3 separate regions of the Homo sapiens genome follow, and regions 2 and 3 are each linked to region 1. A link is a loop called in an ENCODE intact Hi-C map of the cell type or tissue named here. Cell type or tissue: mammary epithelial cell. All regions are shown on one strand.

What was found. A loop is a pair of places that touch in the nucleus more often than their neighbours do. Peaks named below come from ENCODE experiments on the same cell type or tissue, not always from the same donor. Only the 100,000 strongest peaks of a DNase experiment are listed, where the experiment ranks them.
Region 2: it touches region 1 in a loop (9-fold over the local background); 96 of 110 quality-filtered maps call a loop at or near these places.
Region 3: it touches region 1 in a loop (3-fold over the local background); 5 of 110 quality-filtered maps call a loop at or near these places.

The regions. Positions count from the first base shown.
Region 1 is chr12:38,134,933-38,142,932 of GRCh38, forward strand. LOC107984469 (a long non-coding RNA gene) reads left to right here and starts at 3,558. Exons shown (of 2, transcript XR_007063272.1): 1 at 3,558-3,931; 2 at 7,601-7,719. RefSeq lists a silencer at 7,975-8,000. In mammary epithelial cell, a CTCF peak has its summit at 3,957 (motif pointing right); a DNase peak (open chromatin) is centred at 3,959; H3K4me3 peaks cover 1,171 bases; H3K27ac peaks cover 659 bases.
Region 2 is chr12:38,312,426-38,320,425 of GRCh38, forward strand. It overlaps ALG10B (ALG10 alpha-1,2-glucosyltransferase B), which reads left to right and starts at 4,349. Exons shown (of 3, transcript NM_001013620.4): 1 at 4,349-4,639; 2 at 5,836-6,033; 3 at 7,736-8,000. The coding sequence starts at 4,469. RefSeq lists an enhancer at 3,420-4,619. In mammary epithelial cell, a CTCF peak has its summit at 4,078 (motif pointing left); a DNase peak (open chromatin) is centred at 4,256; H3K4me3 peaks cover 1,098 bases; H3K27ac peaks cover 634 bases.
Region 3 is chr12:38,278,830-38,286,829 of GRCh38, forward strand. No RefSeq gene overlaps it. Among named protein-coding and RNA genes, the nearest start is that of ALG10B, 34 kb to the right of the region's middle. In mammary epithelial cell, no CTCF peak of the experiment used is centred here; a DNase peak (open chromatin) is centred at 4,252; H3K27ac peaks cover 2,391 bases.

The sequences.
Region 1 (8,000 bases):
CTGTAATCCCAGCACTTTGAAAAGCTAAGGTGGGCTGATCACTTGAGATCAGGAGGTCAAGATCAGCCTGGGCGGCATGGCGAAACCCCATCTCTACTAAAAATACAAAAATTAGCTGTCCGTGGTGGTGCATACCTGTAGTCCCAGCTAATTGGGAGGCTGAGACAAGAGGATCCACTTGAACCCAGGAGGCAGAGGGTGCAGTGAGCCGAGATCACACCACTGCACTCCAGCCCGGTGATGAAGTGAGGGTCTATCTAAAAAAAAAAACCCCAATACCCAAAATTGCCAAAAGGAAGAAGGCAGAAGCAAAACAGGTGCTCACGGCTGCCAGAGATTTGTGGGCCCTGCTTGGAGTAGAGGTCTAAATGCCGGCTCTGCATTGAAGACATGAGGGAATTTCTTTGTCTTGCTCTTGCTCCGGCTCCCTGTAACTGCATACCATAGTATCTCTTTCCTTTTTGGGTGATAATGCCCCATCCATAATCAGGTTACTAACAAAATGGAGGACAGGACTTCACTCCTCCCCAAACGCCTACGGGGAAAGGTCCCCTTTTACTGAGCACCATGGCTACAATTTTAACTGTTACTACAAAATAAAAGTTGCTACATTGTCATAATGATGGGTTTTTCCTATTACCTGAAAAATTATTAACCGAGTGTCTGTAGCCAGGGAGAAAAACACCTTTAAAGTTTAGATATGCATCAGTATTTCCCTCAAGAATAGCACAGGTTAAAGCTTTCATAAAAGGAAAACAAAAATAAGGAGTTGAAAAACATAGAAGTATAAATTAACAGCCACAAAAAGGGGAAGTTAGAGAGAGACTATGAAAACATCTTTGTCTTGTGGAAAGATACAATCTGAGAAGCAACTCTGCAGGACTTGGCTGAAAGTCAACGGGAGGCTGATCATATGAAGTGGTAGAAGCCGCGTAATTTGTCACATCAAGCATCTGTGACAAACCCACATAGAATCCAAGGAATGTAGGTGATCTGACAAAAGCCCTCACGTTTAAAATTTGCCCTAAGTTTCCACAAATCCACCAAAAATTTCCCCGCATGGGCCACGTTTTCAGATACAGTTTAGCTATCTGTTCTTGTGACACTAGTTGCATTTGAAGAGTTCTTGGGAGCGGCGTGCGGTGTCTCACGTCCATAATCCCAGCAGTTTGGGAGGCCACGGCAGGTGGATCACTTGAGGTCAGGAGTCCGAGACCAGCCTGGCCAACATGGTGAAACCCTGTCTCTACTAAAAATACAAAAATTAGCCGGGCGTGCATGTGCCTGTAATTCTAGTTTCTCAGCAGGCTGAGGCGGGAGGACTGTTTGAACCTGCGAGGCAGAGGTTGAAGTGAGCTGAGAGTACACCACTGCACTCCAGCCTGGTTGACAGAGCAAGACTCTGCCTCAAAAAAAAAAAAAAAAAAAATTATCGGGGCTTGGGTGCAGTGGCTCACGCCTGTAATCCTAGCACTTTGGGAGTCTAAGGTGGAAGGATGGCTTGAGGCAGGGAGTTTGAGACAAGCCTGGGCCACATAGTGAGACATCATCTCTGCCAAAAAAGAAAAAAATCCATGTTGAGACATTTTTGTGTAAAAAAAGAAAAATTTACCTGGGCGTGGTAGTGTGCACCTGTAATCCTAGCTACTTGGGAGGCTGAGACTGGAGGATTGCTTGAGCTCCAGGAGTTTGATGCTGCAGTGAGCTATGATTATGCCACTGTGTTCCAGCCTGGGCAATAGAAGGAGACCCTGTTTCAAAAAAAAAAAAAAAAAAAAAAAAAAAAAGCTGGACACAGTGGCCCATGCCTGTGATCCCAAAAATTTGGGAGGCCCAGGCAAGTGGATCATCTGAGGTCAGGAGTTCGAGAACAGCCTGACCAACATGGTGAAATCCTGTCTCTACTAACAATACAAAATTAGTCAGGCGTGGTGGCACATGCCTCTAATCCCAGCTACTTGGGAGGCCAAGGCAGGGGAATCGCTTGAACCTGGGAGGCGGAGGTTGCAGTGAGCTGAGATCGGGCCATTGCACTCCACTCTGGGCAACAAGAGCGAAACTCTGTCTCAAAAGAAAAAAAAAGCTCTACTATTTTTACGGTTACAATGACAATAATAGAGGCTTTTCTCTCGAGGAGCTCTAAGTGAAATTAACGAGAATTCTCATGACCCTAGAAAGAGATGTTTAAAAAGCAAACACATAGGCCGGGTGCAGTGGCTCACGCCTGTAATCCCAGCACTTTCGGAGGCTAAGGCAGGCAGACGGCTTGAGGTCAGGATTTCAAAACCAGCCTGGTCAACATGGTGAAACCCTGTTTCTACTAAAAATACAAAAGCCGGGCGCGGTGGCATGCGCGCCTGTAGACCAAGATACTCAAGAGGCAGAGGCAGGAGAATCACTTGAACCCGGGAGGTGGAGTTTGCCGCAGAGATCAAGACACTGCACGCCAGCCTGGGCAACTCAGCCTCCTGAGTGGCTGGGATTACAGGCACCCGCCATCGTGCCCGGCTAATTTTTGTATTTTTATAGAGACAGGGTTTTAATATGTTGGCCAAGCTGATCTTGAACTCCTCATCTCAGGTGATCCGCCCTCCTCAGCCTCCTAAATTGCTGGGATTACAGTCATGAACCACCGCGCCTGGAGAGTTCTCTTTTCTTTGGGTAGGGCAAGGCAAACTGGAATGGATTCACCGGAGAGCTGTGCGCATGCCCTGGAAAGCATTCTGGTTAGACCCATGTGAGACAGGTTAGTTTTATTGTGTGTTCCTCATGTGTTGCTGCCATGGTCATCCTGCTCAGTAGAAGAGGAACAACAGGTTCAGACATTTGGCCTATGTCCTTGGCTGAGGAGCCAATGGGGTAAAGCTACCATATGTAGGATTATGACTGAACGACTCTAAGTCAGAATCCCGCCCAGGAGGGATATGGCAGCTCCACGGACCTTTTGTTGGCCTCGGATAGGCGATCCTCGCCGTGCGCCGGGAACCGGGGTCTGGTGCAGACAGCCCTTCATCCTGGGAAACGCGCTGCTGCCAGAAAGGCGGTCACTCCCTGACCCATCACGTAATGTGTTTGTGGGGAACCTGATGCTAAGCTATTCGTAGACGCCCTGCTTCTGGGTCAGGGTTTTCTATGGAGCAGAGCAGCTCCCTCCCTGCCATCTATTGAAAATCAGATCTCCACACAAGGGTCTCTCCACCCGTGTGTGGGGGACCCGGTGATATGGCGTGTCCTTGTGTAATTCAACCTTTGACGTGTACTTTTCTTCCTCCCTCCTGTTGCCCCTGGGGACCTCGTTCCCTGGCCCGCTCATGCCCACCCGCCCCGGAGCTCCGGAACACACAGCGGGTGTCTCTCGCCAGAGCCCATCAGCGCCCGCTGTGCATTTGGGAGGCGCCCGTCCCCACCGGCGGGCTTTCCAAGATGCCACGCGGGGGATTGCCGAGGTAGGGGTGGCGCACCTGCTCGTAGTTCCACCTCTCCGATTCCACCTCCTCCCCACACCCCTCTGGGAACTCCTCCAGGGGCTGGGATCGGATTCATTGAGCCTGTTGAGAATGGCTGAGGCGTGGGTGTCGGAGGGTGTGCCCCTGAGGTTTCTGTCCCAGTAATGTTCACGCATGCCCGGTGGTGGCCTTTGGGGTCACTGCCCCTCTCCCCGCCCCAGGTGCGCGGGGCTGGGATATGAGCCAGTCACTGCCTTTGTGCCTTTCCTTCTCTCTCCGCTGCCGGGTTCAACCAGCGGACAGTGGGGGAACGGCGGGCAGGTCGGTGGAGTTAGATGACAGTAAAGGTGGGCCGGCTCTGTGTGATAAGATTCCAACTGGGTCCGACCGCTTCCGTCCGCTGGCGCCGGGTCCCCCAGACGTCTGCGGCGAGCGTTGGAACTGACCATCAACCTGGGATTTCTAAGGAATAACAGATAACTCTGGTCAGCAGCACTACCACTTTTGTCCACTAGATGTCGCTCCTTCACTACGTTGTTTCTTCCTCTCCAATTGTTTCCACAGTATTTTCAGTTGCTCTTCATTTTGTTTTTATTTTTCCTTTTACTTTTCTTACTCCTCTTTCTACACACTGAAGTTGCTGTTGTTTTACGTTTACTTCCTTTTTTTTTTTGAGAAAAGTTGGCGTGTGAGAATGCGATCTCGGCTCATCGCAGCCTGGACCTTCCTGGGCTCCGTCAGGTGATCTTGCCATCTCAGTCTTCCAAGTGGCTGAGACTGCAGGAATAGCTTGATTCTGGGATGTCGAAGCTGCAGTGAGCCATGATCACGCCACTGCCCTCCAGCCTGAGTGACAGAGAAAGACCCTGTTTCAGAAAGTAAGAGAGACAGGTTAAAGAAATAACTCCTTGAAATTACTACAATTAATTGTGATCTAAATTACTTGTTATATTTTTCACTCCCACTAGTTTATTATTATTGTTGTTGTTATTATTTATTTGTATTATTGTTTGTTATAATTGTTATTGTTTTTATTATTTAGTTATTTAGAGATGGAGTCTTGGTCTATCACCCAGACTGCAGTGCAGTGGCACGACCTTGGCTCACTGTAGCCTCATATTCCCGGGTTCAAGTTCGAGACCAACCTGGGCAATATGGCATAACAACCGTGTCTACTAAAATCTATCACTGATACTCCCAGGGCCGTTGGATATGGCAGGTGCAAGTTCGGAGGCTGAGGCAGGCGGTTCGCTAAAGTTTGGGAGTTCGAGATGAGCCTGGGCAACAGGCTGCAGTGCATTTGCCTGACCAAGGCCCACCACAGCCTCTACCTCCCCAGCCCAAATGATGCTCCCACCTCAGGCTCCAAAGGAGCTGAAACTACAGGCGCCTGCCATCACGCCCGGCTAACTTTTTAATTTTTTCTTTTTTAAAGTAGAGACGTGGTCTCACTGTGTTGCCAGGGCTGGTCTCAAACTGCTGGGCTCAAGTGATTCTTCCACCTCAACCTCCCAAAGTGTTGGGATTATAGGTGTGAACCATGATGCGCTTCCCTCTTTTTCATTTCCTTTATTTTTCCTTTTTTCTTCCTCTTTCTTTCTTTTTCTTTCTTTCTTTTCTTTTTCTTTCTTCTCTCTCTCTTTTTCTTCCTCCCTTCTATCATTTCTCATTCTCTTTTTCTGTTTCTCTTTCTATTTTCTTCGTTATCTTTCTTCCCTTTACATCTCTGTCTCTTTTTCTTTACATTTTTTTTTAATCTTTTTTGCTGTCTGTCTTTTCTCAATTCGTTTCCTCCCATCCCTCCAACTGTCTGTCTTCGTGTGGATTCTGGAAGAGTCTCCTCATTCTGTATCCCCTGTGTATCACAAGCCTCTGAGACTTTTGCTTTGTTCTTTTCTCCTTGTTGCATAAAAGGCATTCACTCTTCTTTTATTTTGGTACTCTGTGGACGGTCGAGGGCTGGAAAGAAAAAAAACGGACCATGAATTTAATTGGTTTCACAAGAGACATGGGAGACCAAAGAACGCACGATGAGTACTTTGCTAAATATCCTGTTTATTCTCCCAACCAGGCTCATAAAAGTACAGATGCATCCGGTGGGTTGAGAGATCTCTGTGTAGTCGTGACCCTGCAATTATACTTGACAGGAGCGGTGATGACAGACGGGTGGCACAGAAACCTGCCCTTCTTTGGTACCAATTGAGCATGGTGACAACATATTCAAAATGGCCCATGTCTCAACTTGATGGTCCTGTTTTTCTGCTCTGTTCTTTAGGAATGAGTGGAGCCTTCCCGTGCTCCGCCATTTCCTTGCATTTTTCTTTTTACATACATTCATTCACTTATTTATTTATTAATTTATTTTAAATAGAGTCTCATTCTGTAGCCCAGGCTGTGGCGTGGTATCGGCTGGCTGCAATCTCTGCCTCCCTGGTTCCAGCGATTCTCCTGCCTCAGCCTCCCAAGTAGCTGGGATTACAGGCGTATGCCACCCTACTCAGCTAACTTTTGTTTTTTTAGTAGAGACAGAGTTTCACCATGTTGCCCAGGCTGGTGTTGAACTCCTGACCTTCAGGGATCTGTCTGCCCCAGCCCCCCAAAGTGCTGGGATAACAGGCGTGAGTCACTGCACCCGGCCTAAATTGCAATTTTTCAAAATAAATGTGTTTTTTGTTGTTGTTGTTGTTGTTGTTTAATAAATAGAGCATCACCTAGTAACCACTGTTATTGAAAGTCGAGGTGGCACTGAGGGAGGCCTGTCCAACTTCACAGAGCCTGGGACAACCACTTTCTCTATTTCCCCTCTGGAGGCCCCTCCCTCTCTCCTTCGCTGCCTAGGGAACCTCCATCCTGTCAGGGACCCTGTTGTTCTTTTATCCTCCTGTGTAAATGGTGTCTCGTTCAGTTGCCGAGGCGGTGGCATTGTCTCAGCTGGCTGCACTCTCTGCCTCCCTGGTTCAAGCAATTCTGCTGCCTCAGCCTCCCTATCAGCAGAAATTACCGGCACGTGCCACCCTATCTAGCTAACTTTTGTCTTTTTTAGTAGAGACAAGGCTTCACCATGTTGGCCAGGCTGATCTCCCAATCCTGACTTCGTGATCTTCCAGCCTCGGCCTCCCGAAGTGCTGGGATGACAGTCATGAGCCACTGTGCCAGGCCACCATCATTGGTTTTAACTGGGAATTCTAGATTTGAAGCACACATCATTCTATGCCACAGAATGACTTCTTTATCCTGCTGACTCAAGAAGCTGGGCCCCTTGTGATTCATTTCAAACCAAGAGTCACCTCATGTTTGGAAAACAGATCTGCTCCCAAGTTCAGTGGAGAGATGTGGCATGTAGGACAAGGGACTGTTCCTTCTGATTTAGTCTCCACGGTGGGGTTTAGGGCTGGAGCTCAGTGCAGATTGTTGACTCCCTATACCTTGGGTTCCATTGTCCCCACCCTGGAACATGGGCCTTTGCAGATCCCGGCCCTTTCTGGCCCTTAAGGCACTGTCAGAAACACCATCACGAGCTTGGATACCCCGAATGACTGTGGCTCACTCCTCTCTGGAAACATTTGAAATCTGTCCTCTATGCGTGGCCACCTAAAACCACAGGAGTGTGGGATACTTGGCCGCCATCCACCTCACTGCTTTCGGGAGAGAATGCTGAAAGTCTCTTGCTGACTCTCTTGACTCGAGTTCTTCAAGGGCATGTGGTCAGGACATAGTGAGACCAGATGTATTAAGTCAGGCTGGGTGTGGTGGCTTACACCTGCAACCCCAACACTTTGGGAGGCCAAGGCGGTAGGATCGCTTGAGCCTGGGAGCTCAAGACCAGCCTTGGACAACACGGCCAAAACCTGAGGTGCATGCCTGTGGTCTCAGCTACTCAGGAGGCTAAAGTGGGAGAATCACCTAACCCTGGGGTGGTTGAGGCTGCAGTGAGCCGTGATGGTGTCACTGCACTCCAGCCTGGGTGACAGACAGAGTGATACCCTGTAGCAAACAGACAGACAGACAAGAGCTATATTATGTCCTTCTCAGGGTAGGAAGCAAAAATAACAGAATATGGTATTTAAGATTTTTTTAAATTTTAAATTTCAATCTATTTATTTATTAATTTTGACTCCATATTATGAAACCAGCTAATTTTTGTATTTTTGTAGAGACGAGGCTTCACCATGTTGCCAAGTATGGTCTTGATTGCCTGGGATCAAGGAATCCACCCGCCCTCAGGCTCCCAATGTTCGAGAATTAAAGGCGTGAGCCACTGCTCCTGACAGCATTGTTTTTTGTTTGTTTGTTTGTTTGTTTCTTTTTTTAATCTCTTGTCTTTCCAGGAGTTTCACGGCAGAGTGTTTGGCTGGCTTGTTTAAATTCATTCTAAATAGGAACTGAGGATATCAGCTTCTGGCCTCATGGACTCAGAGCTGATGAGTCCCAAAAACTCATAAAGTTTAAAATAAATAATTTTGTTGTACAGAAATACACGGATGCACCCAAAACACAGAAACAATTCTTTTAAAAGTTGTCTTAGTCCTGGTGGGTGTGCCAGTGATTCTTTTA
Region 2 (8,000 bases), 180 kb after region 1:
GGCAATGAACTTTGTTCCTTGGCAGGGTGAAGCCTGGAGATGAAGAATTGGAGAAACCAGGGGACAAAGCAGCATGAGTGATCAGAAAAGCAAGGGGAATGTAGAGGACAGCAGTATTCTCAAACTTTCATGTCCATCAGGTCCACTTGGGAATCTAAGGGAATCATAAGTGATTACAAAATGAACGTTAAAACATGTATTACTTGGCTCCCTCTGCTATCAGAATTTGTTTTCCGGTAGGTCTAAGGCAAGACTTAATTATTTGCACTTCTAACAGGTTCCCAGGTGATACTAATGCTGTGGTACAGGGACCACACTTTAAGAACCACTGTTATAAAAAAAAAACATTTAGGAAGTTTTGCTTTGGGTTGTATGGTATATCTTTCTAAATGACCAAGTGTATTAGGCCTTTTTCACACTGCTATAAAGAACTGCAGAAGACTGGGTAATTTATAAGGGAAAGAGGTTTAACTGACTCACAGTTCAGCATGGTTGCAGAGGCCTAGGAAACTTACAATCATGGTGGAAGGCGAAGGGGAAGCAAGTCACCTTCTTTACAAGATGGTAGGAAAGAGAATGAATGCAGGAGGAACTATCAAACACTTATAATACCATCAGATGAGAACTCACTCAGTATCATGAGAACATCATAGGGGAAACTGCCCCAAGGATTCAATTATCTCCGTCTGGTCTCTCCGTTGACACGTGGGGATCGTGGAGATTATGGGGATCATAATTCAAGGTGAGATTTTGGGTGGGGACACAGCCAAACCATATCACCAACCATTCTCTTTGTCTGATACTACAGAATTTACCTGGCCTGAGACTTTCAAGGGTAAAACTGGAAAGTCTGCCACAAACCAGAAAGATTTGTTCTATGAAAGTTATCAGAATCAAAATGGGGCCACTTGCATAAAAACCCTGAAAAATGGAGCTAAGGAAGACCAGAAAGGGAGGGTTTATATGCGTGTATGCCTGACAACAGGAACTACGACAAAAGACTGCACAAACCACAACTTTGCACAAAGGCCACCACAATCTCACAAAAAATTACTTCTGTGAGGACATTTGCCCAGCAACTGCCTGTCCAACCTCAAACTGGTGCCACCCTTTCTACCAGTCCTTGTAACCAAGGATAATTGTCTCAAAGCAATTTATGTAACCCTCTTCATTTTTCTTTTAAAATCCCTTGTCTTCTTTTACCTCCCTATGTTCATTGTATTCTCACCAAATAAATATTACTGTTTTTTAGAAGGGTCTCTCCGTGTGTGTGTTACTTAGGTTTAACCAGTCCCCTATACAATGTCTTCAAGACATTTTCAGTAGAGCTAAAATACTTGCTAATGCTTTTGTACTAAAATGTTGTGTGTTTTTTTAATTGATTCATTAATTTTAAAATTTAGATTTTAAATTGATATGTTAAGATTGACCTCAAGGGTAGAGTTGCATTTTAGAGGTTATCATCTGTGATTTTTGGCCCAGGGTGCAGTACTCTGCTGTAGCTAGAACGAATTGTCACCTAGAAAGGAGTAAACCGTCACTCTGATTAGCAAGTGGCCAATGTTTTCATTCAGCAACAAGTGAAAAGGGGTGCAATAAGAGGCAGGGTGTTTCTTGGACTAATACTTCAAAGTTATTACAGTTACAGCCTTTGGGGAAATTCACTGTTCAGATATGGCTGTTTCAAACAGTTAAGTATATGCTATGTTGTCTGAGTTCATCAAATTAGGAATGTCTTAATTGATCAAAGTCAGCTAGGTTATACCAGAGAAATAAAGTCAAAATCTTAATGGCTTATAAACCAAAAAAGATGTATTTCTTGCTAAAACAACCTATCCTTAGAACCCCAACAGAAATTGCCCATTTTTCTGCCGTAACTTATTTATCATAATTCAAGTAGCACAAATAAATAGTTGATGTGCAATTATAATGGGATTGCTCATCCTAATGACTCTTTTTCACAAACATCTATGGAAAATGGCAGTTGGAATTCTGAATGGAAAATATAAGTTGAAATCAATGCTGATCTAGTTTTAAATGATAGGTCTAATAAAATGTAGTCTATTTCATTAAAACCCCAGAGGTAGCTATTTTACTAGGTCTTGATTTAGGAGCAGAGCTTTGGAAAGCATTTCAAGATTATCAAAGATGCTGTAATCTAAGAGTAGAAAAGTGACAACAGCTTCATCGATTTGCAGATAGTAAAAGTAACTCACTAACAAATGAGTGAAGTACTCTATGAAGAACTCTACTGGGCCCATGGAGCTTCTTAGCATTCTTAGGTAATATGTTTTACATCAATCGTTTCCAAATATGAAGATCAGTATTCAGTGATTTGAGATGGCTCTCTAGAATCTAGTTTTTCACAATGATCCCCCAGCAGATTTTGATGTAATTAGTCTGTAAGACGAACATTTTTTTAAAAGATGAAACTTGTATTTCAAATTGGTGTATGGAAACAGAGAATAGTGGAATGTAAATGTAAAGTTATTGGGACTAGTGAAACATTCAATTCAGTATATATTGTAGATTATTTTAACCTATAAGGCTGTGAAGTTATTTTATTACTCTTGGTCTGATGTTCTAATTCCTACACTTGGTTCTGACACTAATTTTTTATGTAATTTTAGGTAAATTATTCATTTTTTAAAAATCAGCTTCTTTTATAAAATGAAGTCAAGTAGATTATTAATAAAGATCCCTAGCCATCCTAAAACCCTATATTTCCTTGAAACTTTCCATTTTATGTAAAGCGATGTGTGCAGCATGTATAGGAGTCAAATGTTTAACATAAACTATTGGTGGCAATTGTTATGAAGAAAAATGGAGAGCATAAATGTCTAGTCTTGTTCTACTCCCTTTAAAAACGGCCCACTATTTCTAGGGTGGGTCAGTAAGCTGCAGAGTATATATAACACGATTTAGCAGGTCAATAGGTCAGGGGCTAATTACTCGTAGATCACATCAACCTCTTGAAGACTGAATCATCTGGAGATGTGTTACAAGTGACTTAAACAGATAAGTACAGCATGGAATCAATAATAAAATGGGAGATGATGGTTAAAGCAAAGCTAAGCATCACATCAGAGTAGAATCCTGACATGATTTTATTCCAGTAATGTAAATATTCCCGTCCCAGCCCTCATTCACCACTACCTCCTCTTATCATTGAGGAAACAGGCAGAGACAGACTGGAAAGGCAGTCAGCTTGATTTAAGAAACTTTCTTAAGTTCAGAAATACTGAATTATTTTTAACCCAGAAAAAGAGCTCAATTGAGAACTCTGAGGTTTGCAACCTTAAATCCCGACTCAATCTGATATATGCCTGCCAAAGGCAACCTGACTGAGGTTACCTGAGAGAAAGTTTTTCTACAAAACATGGCCAACCATGCTCAAGACAAAATTCCAACACATAATTTATCTTCGGCATTCTTCAAATTATTTACCACATCTCCTGCCCCCAACACCTAATCCCAGAATACAGGAATTTGATGATGTCTACACAGCCTATAAAAGTCCACAAATTTAAGTGCCTACTGTGTGAAAGCCATTTGGGGGACTACAAACATAAAGGATGTATAATGCCACCCACTAAGATGTTCACGCTTATGATTTAGTAGGAAAAACAGAAGGCTGCCTTATAAATATTAACAACCTAATTTACAGGCACACCTAAAACATCCCAAATTCTAAAATATATATTTTCTTCCAAATCCTACAGGGTAATATGGCTATGAGAGTGCACTAGGAGTGTCAATTTTACTAAATCCTCTGAGAGCATCCACATTTTGAAAGAGTTCTCTCTTAACCTAAACAAACAAACAAACGAACAAACACTCCTCTCACTGAAGTTCATTCGGCATTGACGGGTCTCTGGTTCTTCAAGTTTTCATCTGAAAGTCTCAGTCTTTGCTATCACAACCAACGCCCCCTTCCTACACTCCAAGGTTGATGGAATGAAATGTCTTGGAATTGAGGGTTTAATTAATTCGGATCACTGGAGAGAAAGAAAAGAAATAACGGGGGAAAAAAATGTGTTAATTTTAGGGCTTGGAATTGGAAACGTGGGGAAACGTCGCCACCTTCTGGTAAGTGATGGAAATGAGCAGGAAAAAAGATCCAAGCTAAGAAGCGGCTTTTTTTTTTTTCCAAAGCAGCAAGCCACGCCCCTCCCGCGCTCGCGAAATCCGAGACCCGCCCTTTCCGGAAGTTTTGACACTGTGCGCCCCGAGTAATGTGATGGAGAGGGTAATCATCCGGTCCGTTATCTAAACCCGTCACTCCAGGAAACAGCGACCCGCTGTTTTCCGGATCCGCGCTCTCCCAGCATCCTTTGCCTTCCGGTATGTGGCCCCGTCTGGCTAGTCCTGTCTAGCGCGCCCATTTCGAGCCCAAGTTTCCAGCTCGGGTTTCCGGGCTCAGAATTTTCCAGGAGTGGGTTCTTGGGCAGTGGCTGTGGGAGCAGGAATGGCGCAGCTAGAGGGTTACTGTTTCTCGGCCGCCTTGAGCTGTACCTTTTTAGTGTCCTGCCTCCTCTTCTCCGCCTTCAGCCGGGCGCTGCGAGAGCCCTACATGGACGAGATCTTCCACCTGCCTCAGGCGCAGCGCTACTGTGAGGGCCATTTCTCCCTTTCCCAGGTGGGGTGCCCAACCTGTCCCCACCCCAGGAGAGGCCTGAAAGGTCCCAGCGTCCCCAGCTCCTTCTCCCATCTTTAGACTTAACTCGTCCCTTTCCACCCCACCCCAGCCTCAGAACATGAAAGAAACTGGGTATAGTCTTTTGTTCCTGTCTCTGAGATCTGTGAAATATTTATTAAATGAATGAATAAACAGCAGATCTGATCCCCAGGGAGGAGTGATCTGGGAGAATACTTAGTGGGGAACTGAGCGCTCCTCTTGGCAGCTGACAATATCGATCCCACTTTGTTTTTCCTTGTCTCAGGATTAAAGGCATTCGGGTGCTCCTTGGAAATATCAGAAAACTTCCCTTTAGCTCACCTGTTAAGCACCTCACTGTGCATTTTAGGGGTGGGATAGGGTGGACTGGAGGGATCTTCGGCTACCAAAAAGTGACAATTTATAATCACAAATTCCTTCCCTGGGTATTTTTAGTGAACTATCTGTTGACTGGATAAACTGGCAACCAGTCAAGTCACATCATTTTTGAATATATATTTGACTGTGCAAGTATGTACATATAAATATCAAAATAAACATCCCCTGCTTTTCTGGTGACACAATATAGGGTACTGGCTAGAAATATAAAGTCTGTTTTAGAGAAAGATCTGATCTTAAATCTTGGTGCTGTGATTTACTAGTTTTGTGATCTTGGAGATGTTCTGAGTTTCAGAAATTCAGGTTACTCATCTGCAAAATGACAATAATCTTTACTATAGGGCATATTGTAATGTTACAATACAGAGGGTTTGGCACAATTTCTGTCTCAGTTTATGTCAGCTGTCATCATGGAGCCTGTGGTCCAAATGTTTTCCTAAACTTAGAGTCCCAAACAATGTTTCCATGCTTTTAAAAACTGGAGCATTTGCAGTTTATTTATCAAAATAAAGGCTTTTAAAGAACATTTCTTGGAAAATAGAAATAGATTTTAAGTTGTTGTTTATTGGTTGCTGCTACCTGAACCATCACTAAGCTGGTCCGGGGGCAAAAAATAAGAAAAACTAATCCTGTTCTGCCAAGGACTTACTTAATCTTGTCATAGACTAACTTCTCAAAATTTCTGATTGTTGCTGGAGATGAGACTTGGGCTTGACATATTTGTGTCTGTCTTGTTCGTATTACCTCTTGCTTTTACTTCATTTTCTTTCATTTTAAAGTGGGATCCCATGATTACTACATTACCTGGCTTGTACCTGGTGTCAGTTGGAGTGGTCAAACCTGCCATTTGGATCTTTGCATGGTCTGAACATGTTGTCTGCTCCATTGGGATGCTCAGATTTGTTAATCTTCTCTTCAGTGTTGGCAACTTCTATTTACTATATTTGCTTTTCCACAAGGTACAACCCAGAAACAAGGTATGTTTCAAAATACTTAATTACAAGTTTATGTGTAGTCAGGTCCACAATTACAATGAATTAGTTTTATGAGATTTGGTGAAAAATGTCTTTAACACTTTGTAACTTTGTATTTTTTGTATATTATGTAAAGGTAAATTTAAATTCTCCATCTCCATTTTAGAATAAATTTGTATTTAAATACTTGAATAACTTATTTGTAAACTCTAAAGTAAATATTTGTTAAGTGAGTCAAACCAGTTCAATAAATACTTACTGAGCTTATTCCATGTGCTGGGGACTGGGACTACAGAGATAAATGAGGCAGTCTTTTTCTTGTAAAACGTATATATTCAGTAGGGAAAACAGACTTTACCTGAGGACTTTTGATGTGGTAATAGTGCAGGCCCCGGAGGTCGATTGCCTGGGTTAGAATTCTCTCCCTGCCACTTAACCAGTTTTGTTACTGTGGGCAGGTTAACCCTTAGTGGCTCCATGTCTTCATCTGTTAAATAAGAATAACAATAGAATCTGCCTTATAGAACTGTTATAAAGGAACAAGGAAACTTAATAAATGGAAGATGCTTCAAATAGTGCCAGATATATAGTAAGGGCTCAGTAAATATTAACTCTAATAATTATTTTTAACCTTAAGAGATTATTTCAGTAGTGTCAATTATGATAGAGTAGTAGACATAAGATGCTATGAGGACACAGAGAAGGAGCAGGGAAACACTTACTGCTTTTCTGGGAGGGAGAGGAGTATGTGGCATTCAGTAAGTCCTCACAGAGAAGATGGTACCAGAGCTGAGTCCTGATGAACGGATAGGGCTGTGTAGGGTGAGGAATTAATCCTGGGGAGACAAACAGCATAAGCAAAGGAAGAAAGGCATTGAACAATGAGGTGCAGGGAATTGGTCTTGGAATTACAGGATTAGAAAGTAGAGGGATGTAAGGCTAGAGAAGTAGGTCATGAATGCCCTCATATGTCACAGAGAGGACTTTGAACTTTAGCATGTAATGGAGAGACCTTAATTTTAATCAAGGAAATGACATGGTCTGATTTAGTGATTTAGATTAAGTGGAGTATACAATTCAAGAACATAAGAACACTTTCAAATTCTGAAATAGCATGTCAGAAAGGCCAAAATAAGATATATAAGTTTAGACTGGCTCACTTTTCAGAAAAATACCGTTATTTCATCATGAAAATATCATCTTGAAAAAGTAAGTCTGGATATGGTAAAATAAATACCATATGCATGTTTACATTCTCCCTTGTGTAGTGTTATGAAGGATTTCCTTAAAGGAAAGTGGTGATTATGGCTAAGTGAATCCTTATTGAAGGCACTAAAACATAAGCTCAGGGAAATGGAGCCAGCATTGTGTCCTATTTATCTCCATAGTCCCCACAGAACTTAGTCGGTATCTTGCACTCAGTAACTCCTTAACTAATCATAGCCTGATTCAAATTGTGTTAAGCTATAGAAGCTTTGGCATACACACGGTCTCCAAACTGATAGGTATAAATAAAAAGTACCAGGAAGTGTTCTTATAAATGTTTATTGTGTTTTTGCAAAGCCAGAGATAAGATTAATATTGATTAATTTTATTTAAATAAGGTTTGAGTAGTTGAGTAGTTTTAAATAAATCTCTTCATTAGGTAAGCAGAAATAGCATTTATCATTAAAATAATTGTATCTGTGTTTTTTCTTCCTCCAAGGCTGCCTCAAGTATCCAGAGAGTCTTGTCAACATTAACACTAGCAGTATTTCCAACACTTTATTTTTTTAACTTCCTTTATTATACAGAAGCAGGATCTATGTTTTTTACTCTTTTTGCATATTTGATGTGTCTTTATGGAAATCATAAAACTTCAGCCTTCCTTGGATTTTGTGGCTTCATGTTTCGGCAAACAAATATCATCTGGGCTGTCTTCTGTGCAGGGAATGTCATTGCACAAAAGTTAACTGAGGCTTGGAAAACTG
Region 3 (8,000 bases), 140 kb after region 1:
AGACAAAAAATTATTTGTAAACATATTAGGCTAATATCAAAATCTAAGGAGAATAAGAATAATGTACCAACTGGTCTACCTCCTGCACATTATGGCGGGTAGGCAAGAAGAATAAAGCACCTTATAAACACAATAGACATCCCAGGAGATCCTAAGGGTATGGTTAGGTATCCTATAAAGGAGAGCATTCTTAGAGAAAAAAAAAGTATTCCAAGCTGCAACCTGTGATCTACTTCCTGACTGAGCTTTCCTTACTCAGTTAGTCTATGTATGTAGAAGAGATTCAGTAGCTGTTTGTAGTCATTTGCTAGGGCTGCCTTAAGAAAATGCTACAGACTGGGTGGCTTAAACAAAAGATTAACGTTTTCACCATTCTGGAGAGTACGAATCTGAGACCAAGGTGTCAACTGGGTTGATTTATTCCAAGGCCTTACCCTTCAACCTGTGGGCAACCACCTTTCATCTGTGTGTTCATATGATCTTCTGTGGGTCTGTTTAATCTCCTTTTTTAATTTTTTTTTGAGACAGTGTCTTACTCACCCAGGCTGGAGTGCAGGAGTGCAGTGGCATGATCACAGCTCACTGCAGCCTTGACCACCTGAGCTCAAGTGATCCTCCCACCTCAGGCTCCCTAGTAGCTACGATAACAGGCATGTGCCACAATGCACAGCTAATTTTCTGTGTGTGTGTGTGTGTGTGTGTGTGTGTGTGTGTGTGTGTGTGTGTGTATTTTTTGTAGAGACAGGGTTGGTCTCAAACTTCTGGACTTAAGCGATCCACCTTCCTCAGCCTTCTAAAGAGCTCAGAATACAGGCGTGAGCCACCACAGCCAACCTCCTTTTAAGGACAACAGTCACATTGGATCACAGTGCACCCTAATTTTACCTTAATTATCTCTTTAAAGGCCCCATCTCCAAATACAGTCACATTCTTAGTACTGAGAGTTAGGGCTTCAACATATGAATTTGAGAGATAATATGGTTTGGCTGTTTCCCCACCCAAATCTCATCTTGAACTGTAGTTCCATAAGAGGCTTTTTCCCACTTTTCACTCTGCACTTCTCCTTCCTGCCATTATGTGAAGGAGGACGTATTTGTTTCCCCTTCCACCATGACTAAGTTTCCTGAGGTCTCCATAGCACTGCAGAACTGTGAGTCAATTAAACTTCTTTCCTTTGTAAGTTACCCAATCTCAGGCAGTCCTTTATAGCAGCATGAGAATGGATTAAGGGGAGACACTATTCGGCCCACAACATCATTCAATGTGATACCCCATCCTGATATTACACAGAAGCCATCCTGTCTATCACACACACAAACACACATGCACACACACACACACACACACACACATGAGTCTTTTAGGCTATTCAGCTATGTTTCACTCCAAGTTTTATAAATAGTACACATAGTATATACTACTATTAACAAGTAGTACATAGTAAATATTGAATGAAGAACACAACAAATTTGGTGAATGATTTTATTTCTTTCAGTAAGTATTTAATATTTTTGTTAATGTTTGTGAATTTCTCCCTCATTTGGTGAATGATTTTATTTCTTTCAGTAAGTATTTAATATTTTTGTTAATGTTTGTGAATTTCTCCATCATTGGATTGTTAACAAACTTGGAGAATTTGTGAAGTTGTAGAGAAAGCAAGATGAAACAGAGAATAATTATTATAATCATCATCTCAGCCATATTGAATTTACCCCCAAAACTAAATTACATTAAATATATAAGCCAAAACAAAACTGTTAATCTCCTCTTTCTCCAAAATTTGGCCTTACTTCTATCTTCCCCTTAGAAAACAGATCCACCACTTTTATTAAACCAAAAACCTGAGCTGTCCCTGAATCCTTTCATTCACAAAACACCCACATTCATTTTGTTAGCAAGTTTCACCAGCTCCACTTCCAAAATATATCCCAAATCAATTCACTTTACATCCACTTTACTGTCTCTTATTTCTACCACTCTTGTCCAGGCCACCATCTTTTATCACATGGATTATTCTAATAGCTCTCCCCACCTCTAAATGCCTTCTTTACTCAGGAGCTGAGGTAATCTGGCTAAATGTTAATCAGATAACATAACTCTCCTATTTAAAGCTTCCTAGTGTCTTAGAATTAAATCCATACACACTTAAAAAGAATATCATGACCTGGCCTCTGCCTACCTTGTAGGACTTACCTTCCACCACATGCTCCAATCATATTTTTCTTTCTATTACCTACTATGTAGGGTTTGCCTTAGAGTCTTAGTTTCTGACAGATAGAACAGGTCTACTAACTGTTCTCTTTGATTAGAAACTTCTTCTGTTTAATATGGGTATCACTGAAATGTCACCTCCTCCAAGAAGTCTTTCTTATTCTCGTCTCAAGTGGCCTCCAAATCACTCTCTATTACCCTATTTTAATTTTGTGTATAGTGCTTACAGTTGTCTAGTATTTTTCTTATTTATTTTTATTTTTTCTCTCTATGCCTTACATGAGAATTTTGACCTTGACTGTCTTGATTGATGCTTTAGCTCCAGAACATAAAAAAATGCATGATAGAGTGGTACTCAATAAATATTTATAAAATAAATGAGTTACCATCTGCTCTTTAGAATGACAACATGGGATTCTTGACCTTACATGATGGTCATCAAAATTCACCCTATAACTTTGTTTCTATAGCTGCTCTTAAGATTCCTGAGATCACTGAAAGAAATGAACAGGACCAATTGTGCTTATCTATTTCTTTTTACTCTTCAGTCAATGCTTTGCAACAAAGACAATGACTATGATATCTGACCCTCAGGAGCTCTGATGAGAATCTACTCTTGCCCAATTCACTAACCTAGTCACTAATGACTTTTGGCAGCACAGGCAAGAGCTCTAAAAGAAAGCAAAAATCAGGAAATTACTCCCAGCACATTTTGAATATTTATGAACTCCTGCTCATGGAAGTAACTATTAGTGGCTCAATGTCATGAAAAATAACTTTCTATACAAAACATAGGTAAAAATCAATTCCAAAATGGCATAAAATGCTTTTGCTATCTTGACTTCTTACAATCATATCTACTAGAAGTTTTTGACTACAGTATAATATTATATTAATAAGTTTGAGTTAGTGAGAGAGAGAAACTCATTGCTTTCTAATTCTATCAAATTCTGCACAGTTGCTTAGATTTACTCCTTTAGAGAATTGTAAGGAATCAACAGATTTTTTTTACTTTCCCTGGGGATAAAGTATGACAAACTTCATCAGACTAAGAGAAAATAGTGACCATACCCTCTCCAGTAATCACCAACTTCTTTTTGGGATATGGCAGAACATAAGGAACACTTTGAGAAGCAGGGAAAAATTAACTTTTAATGTATTTGGGCAACAACATTTAAGGTCATCTGAATTAGCCGGACATATTGTTCAAGGAACAGCTGGTGGTTTTTAATTAGTGCTTAGTTTAGAAGTACAAAGTTGAATGTGCCTTAGTTTTGTTGGTCCTTTTCGAACTGATAAATCATTTCCTGTCTGCAGTGAGTTGGTTTAGTTTTGTCTTACTATAGATATAACCGTGCATTTTTCTCCCAACTGAGCTATGGATCAATAAAAGTTTATAAAAATCTTTGTTTTTAGGCTTAAAATATGATCTTAAAGACTACACTGTAGACCACTCAGCTTTTATTGACTATCCTGCTGACATTTTTAGTAATGAATCCTCATCCATTTTTGGCTTTGCCTTTCTATTCCTTAGTCACAGTCCACGTCTCCCTTAAAGTGTTATTTCTTTTTCTAATTCCCCATTCCCCTCACCGACAGTCACGGTCACAGATCTTTTACCAGAAAACGTATGAGCTGAGAAACATTCTGTATTTATCACACAGATGCCAAAAGAATAGATATTCCTTGATAAGAAAAAACATTAAAGTGTCATTTTCTAAGAAGTTCTTGGATTATAAAGCCTAATATATATGTAAGAAAAATAATTTGTCATTATAGTTATTCATTAAAGCTTCCTTAGTCAAACAAGCATCATGAAATTTATAGATGATACTGAGTTATTTTGTTCAGTTATCCAGTTAGAAATTTGCTCCCCAAAGATGACTCTTCAGATTGCAAATACTAATTGGCTTTCAGTGGGTAACAGTGAGTATGCATAGTTACACATTTAAGTAAAGAAGCCAGGCAACTGGACTCCCCACTGCTTAACAATGGTCTTGTGTCTAATTCAAAAGTACTGCTTGACAGGAAAATCCTTATTGTCATGATTGCTCATGGTTGACCATGTTTTTCTAACAATGTTAGCTATTCACCTGAGGGCATCTTATTTCACACAAAGAGCAATGACTCACAGGAACTGGGAAGAAAAAGAAAACTGACCAATTTCCTGAATACCTCTCCTACTGCTATATAATTAGCATTTGGCTATATGTATCATTTTAGTTTTAGATGACATTTTAGGGAACACTATTAAATAATAACAGGTAGCTAAAAGGAGGTGGCCCGTAATCATGCTAAGAATAGAAGAGAAGTGTAATGCAAAGTCAAAAAGTTGAACAATTTGATTTGAAACCTGGCCCTGACATGTATTAACTATATTTCATTTTGAAAACTGCATAATCTGAGTTTTAATCTCCTGATTAGTAGATAGTAAGTATGCTTACTTTACTGAGTTCTTAAAATGATAAATGAAATAAATAAGGAATATATGGCATTTTGCAGAGTTTGTTTCACATTATATAAATAAGAATTTTCTATCATTATCATGTATGTTGAGTAACTTGATTAACAGTTCACCAAACCATTTCATCCTATGAGAAAGGAAACAGACATAGAGGATTAAATAATTTGTCCAGATTACAACTAGTTAGTAACAGCCAAAAATAAAAGCCATGTTTCTAAATTTCAGAGCTGTATTCTTTCCATAGCTATGACTCCTTCCTCTGACATTTCTGACATTGCTCCATGGAGTTAATCAGACAATTTAACTTTAGAGTTAGAATCGTCAATTAACTCACTGACAACCTCATGCAGCTGGTGAAGTGGGGGGTCATTCTGAAGAAGAAAGCGTTTATGTATTGAAATAAGGAGACATGGATAATCTGTTTTCATGATCAGAAGAACAGACTCGTTCCAGAAAATCAAAATGCTTTTAAATCAAGATGTTTTTAATGGATCCTATTTTTATGTTGTTGCCGTTTCTAAGGGAGGGTCTGGAAATCAGAAATGGTTGCTGTTGGCAGCTATGAGGATTGGGTGTGTAGCTGCTACTGACATTATAGGAGACAGAATAAGTTTTGTTAGGAAGAATAAATCCAGCTAGCTAGCACTGTAGCTAGCAATAATTATGTACATGTAGTGATAGTACACACATAACTGAAATGGATGTTTAATGATGTGCTAGCAAGTCAACTAAACCTTTTAATGGATCTTGTTATGGGTGAGTTGATATAAATGGGGATATCTTGAAGTAAAAGCAAGTAGAAGCAGCTCATAGAAAGGGATATTAATTATTTTCTTGTAGAGGGACATCTTTTTAGTCTTTTTCTCTTACCTCCTCTCCCCCCTCCCCACCGCCCACATACACATAAAAAAGTATTTCTAAAGGAAAGAAATAATATTTAGATTAGTATAAAAATAGCCCAGATATCACAGGTGAAGAGGAAAAATAACTAAGTAAATGACACAGAAAGTAACCATCAGAAAGCCAACGCAGGCAGCACAAAGAAAAACAATGAGTTTAGTGGCACAGAAAGAAAGAAATCCGAGTAGAGAGAAAGAAAGAAAGCCAAAGAGGCACAATAGTATAGTGAAGAATAGAAAGTAAGGACACTGGAGGAAAAAAAACAGATGACAATTAATGCTAGAGAGAGGAGACTGAGTTGAAAGCAGCAGCAGAACACCCAGATGGAAGCCAATCCGTGAGCTCATTTTAGAGCATCTTTCTCCTTCGGTCATAGTAACTCTCCTCCTTTATGCACCTTCTCTGCAAATACCTGAAATATGAGGTAGCTATGACCTGCCAGGTCCTCTTGTTAAGAGGTTCTCAAAATAGATATCTCATTTATGAAAAAAGCAGATTTCATATAGATGCTGAAGTTCCTAATATCAGCAGAATCCCATTATTTTTGGACATAGTTAAAAACAGAGAGGGAGCCCACCTGTTTCTGTAACGGTCAGTGAAGCTATTCAGATCACTCATGCCACGTCACAGAAATATATAGCTAGACAAACATTTTTAATTAAAAAAAATTAAATCTTTCATAAAAGCATTATGGAAAGGCAGTAAGGAAGAGCCAAGCCAAAAGTGAAGAGAAAACAAGGACCCAGACTGAGAGGCAAACACTGAAGCCACTTTTGCCCTGAGAGCATTTGCTGATAATATAAAATTAGACTCCTAGTTTTGTCCATTTTGTGAGGTGAGAGCAATGTAACTTAGAATTCAGAACCAGCATAAAATATATTTTAGCAGATTTAGATTTGAGCATCTCTACTCCAAGCTGGGATTCCCTAAAGGTTGTGCCATCAAGGTTAAGGAGAACAGAAATTGAGGCAGTTATTACATGGGGAATTTGATCCCAGGCTTAACTTTCTTGGATCAGGGAATTTCAAAACCTAAACTTGGTTTAAGAAGTTACTGACTAGTAATGTGCTTTGGTGCTTGACAGAACCAAATGATATCTCCTTTAGAGGAAGCTGTCTACATAATCACAAATCAATCTTGCAATTTTTCACATGCAATATTGAATATATATTCAACGATAATAGGGAACACAAGAAACTGGATTCTGTAAGTTCAAACGAGAACAAAAATGAAAGAATTCGAACCAAAGAGACTTGAAAAACTAGAATTATCAAATGCAGATGATAAAGCAACAATGTATACAAAGAAATAAATGTATTTGTTTGGCAGTCTTGAAATTTTAATTAATACATAACTATCATGAGAGCTCTTTTAACAAATTTAAGATGCAAGGAAAAAATAAAAAAGGAAATTAATTATTCCTAACATATATAAAGTAGCATGTATGAATATGTATATATTACAATGATTTAAAATGCAGTCCTGTTCCTGGAAAAATATTAACATAATATCTTTAGACAAATTACTTAGGAAAACAGCTTTAAATCAACAGGTTTTACTTATGGTATGGGAGGGTTGTTGGCGAGATATCTATACAACTGAGTATATATAGCAGTGAGAATGAAACAATGATCTAAATTTCTGTTAATAAAGATTGATAATTGGTCAGATATTTATTGCTTAAAGCCAAAATTCTAGCTATCTTTTTCTAAGGGTACCTTATTGAATTTTCTAAGGCTCACTTTTAAAAAGGGCATAAGTGGGAACTATGGATAGATATAGGGATAATTTTGGAATAAATATAATACAATCTTGAGCATGTAGAGACCCTCTAATTAGACAAGGGATCTGTCTACATGTAATGATAATTCTGTCTAGAGTCATGCTTCTTAAACTCTGAGACAGGATCCCACTCTGTCACCCAGGATGGAGTACAGTGGCATGATCATGGCTCACTGCAGCCTTAGCCTCCCAAGTTCAATTGATCCTCCTGTCTTAGCCTCCTGAGTAACTGGGACCATGGGTGTGCACCACCATGCTTGGCCAAATTTTTTATTATTTGTAGAGATAGAGGTCTCACCATGTTTCCCAAGCTGGTCTTGAATTCTTGGGCTTACACAATCCTCCCACGTTGGCCTCTCAAAGCGCTGAGATTACAGGTGTGAACCACTGCACTCAGTCTTTCTTATACTTTAATGTGTACATGAATCACCTGTGTATCTTGTTAAACTACAGATTTTAATTCATTAGGTCTGGAGTAAGCCTGAGAGTCTACATTTTCTAATGAGCTTCAGGTGACGCTGATGCTGGTGGTTTTGACTAACAAGCAATGGTTCTTCAACTTTAGTCTTCATTAGAATCGCCTAGAGGCTTCTTGAACTAGAGTTCTGGTCTCCACCCACAGAATTTTTGACTCAGTGGCTCT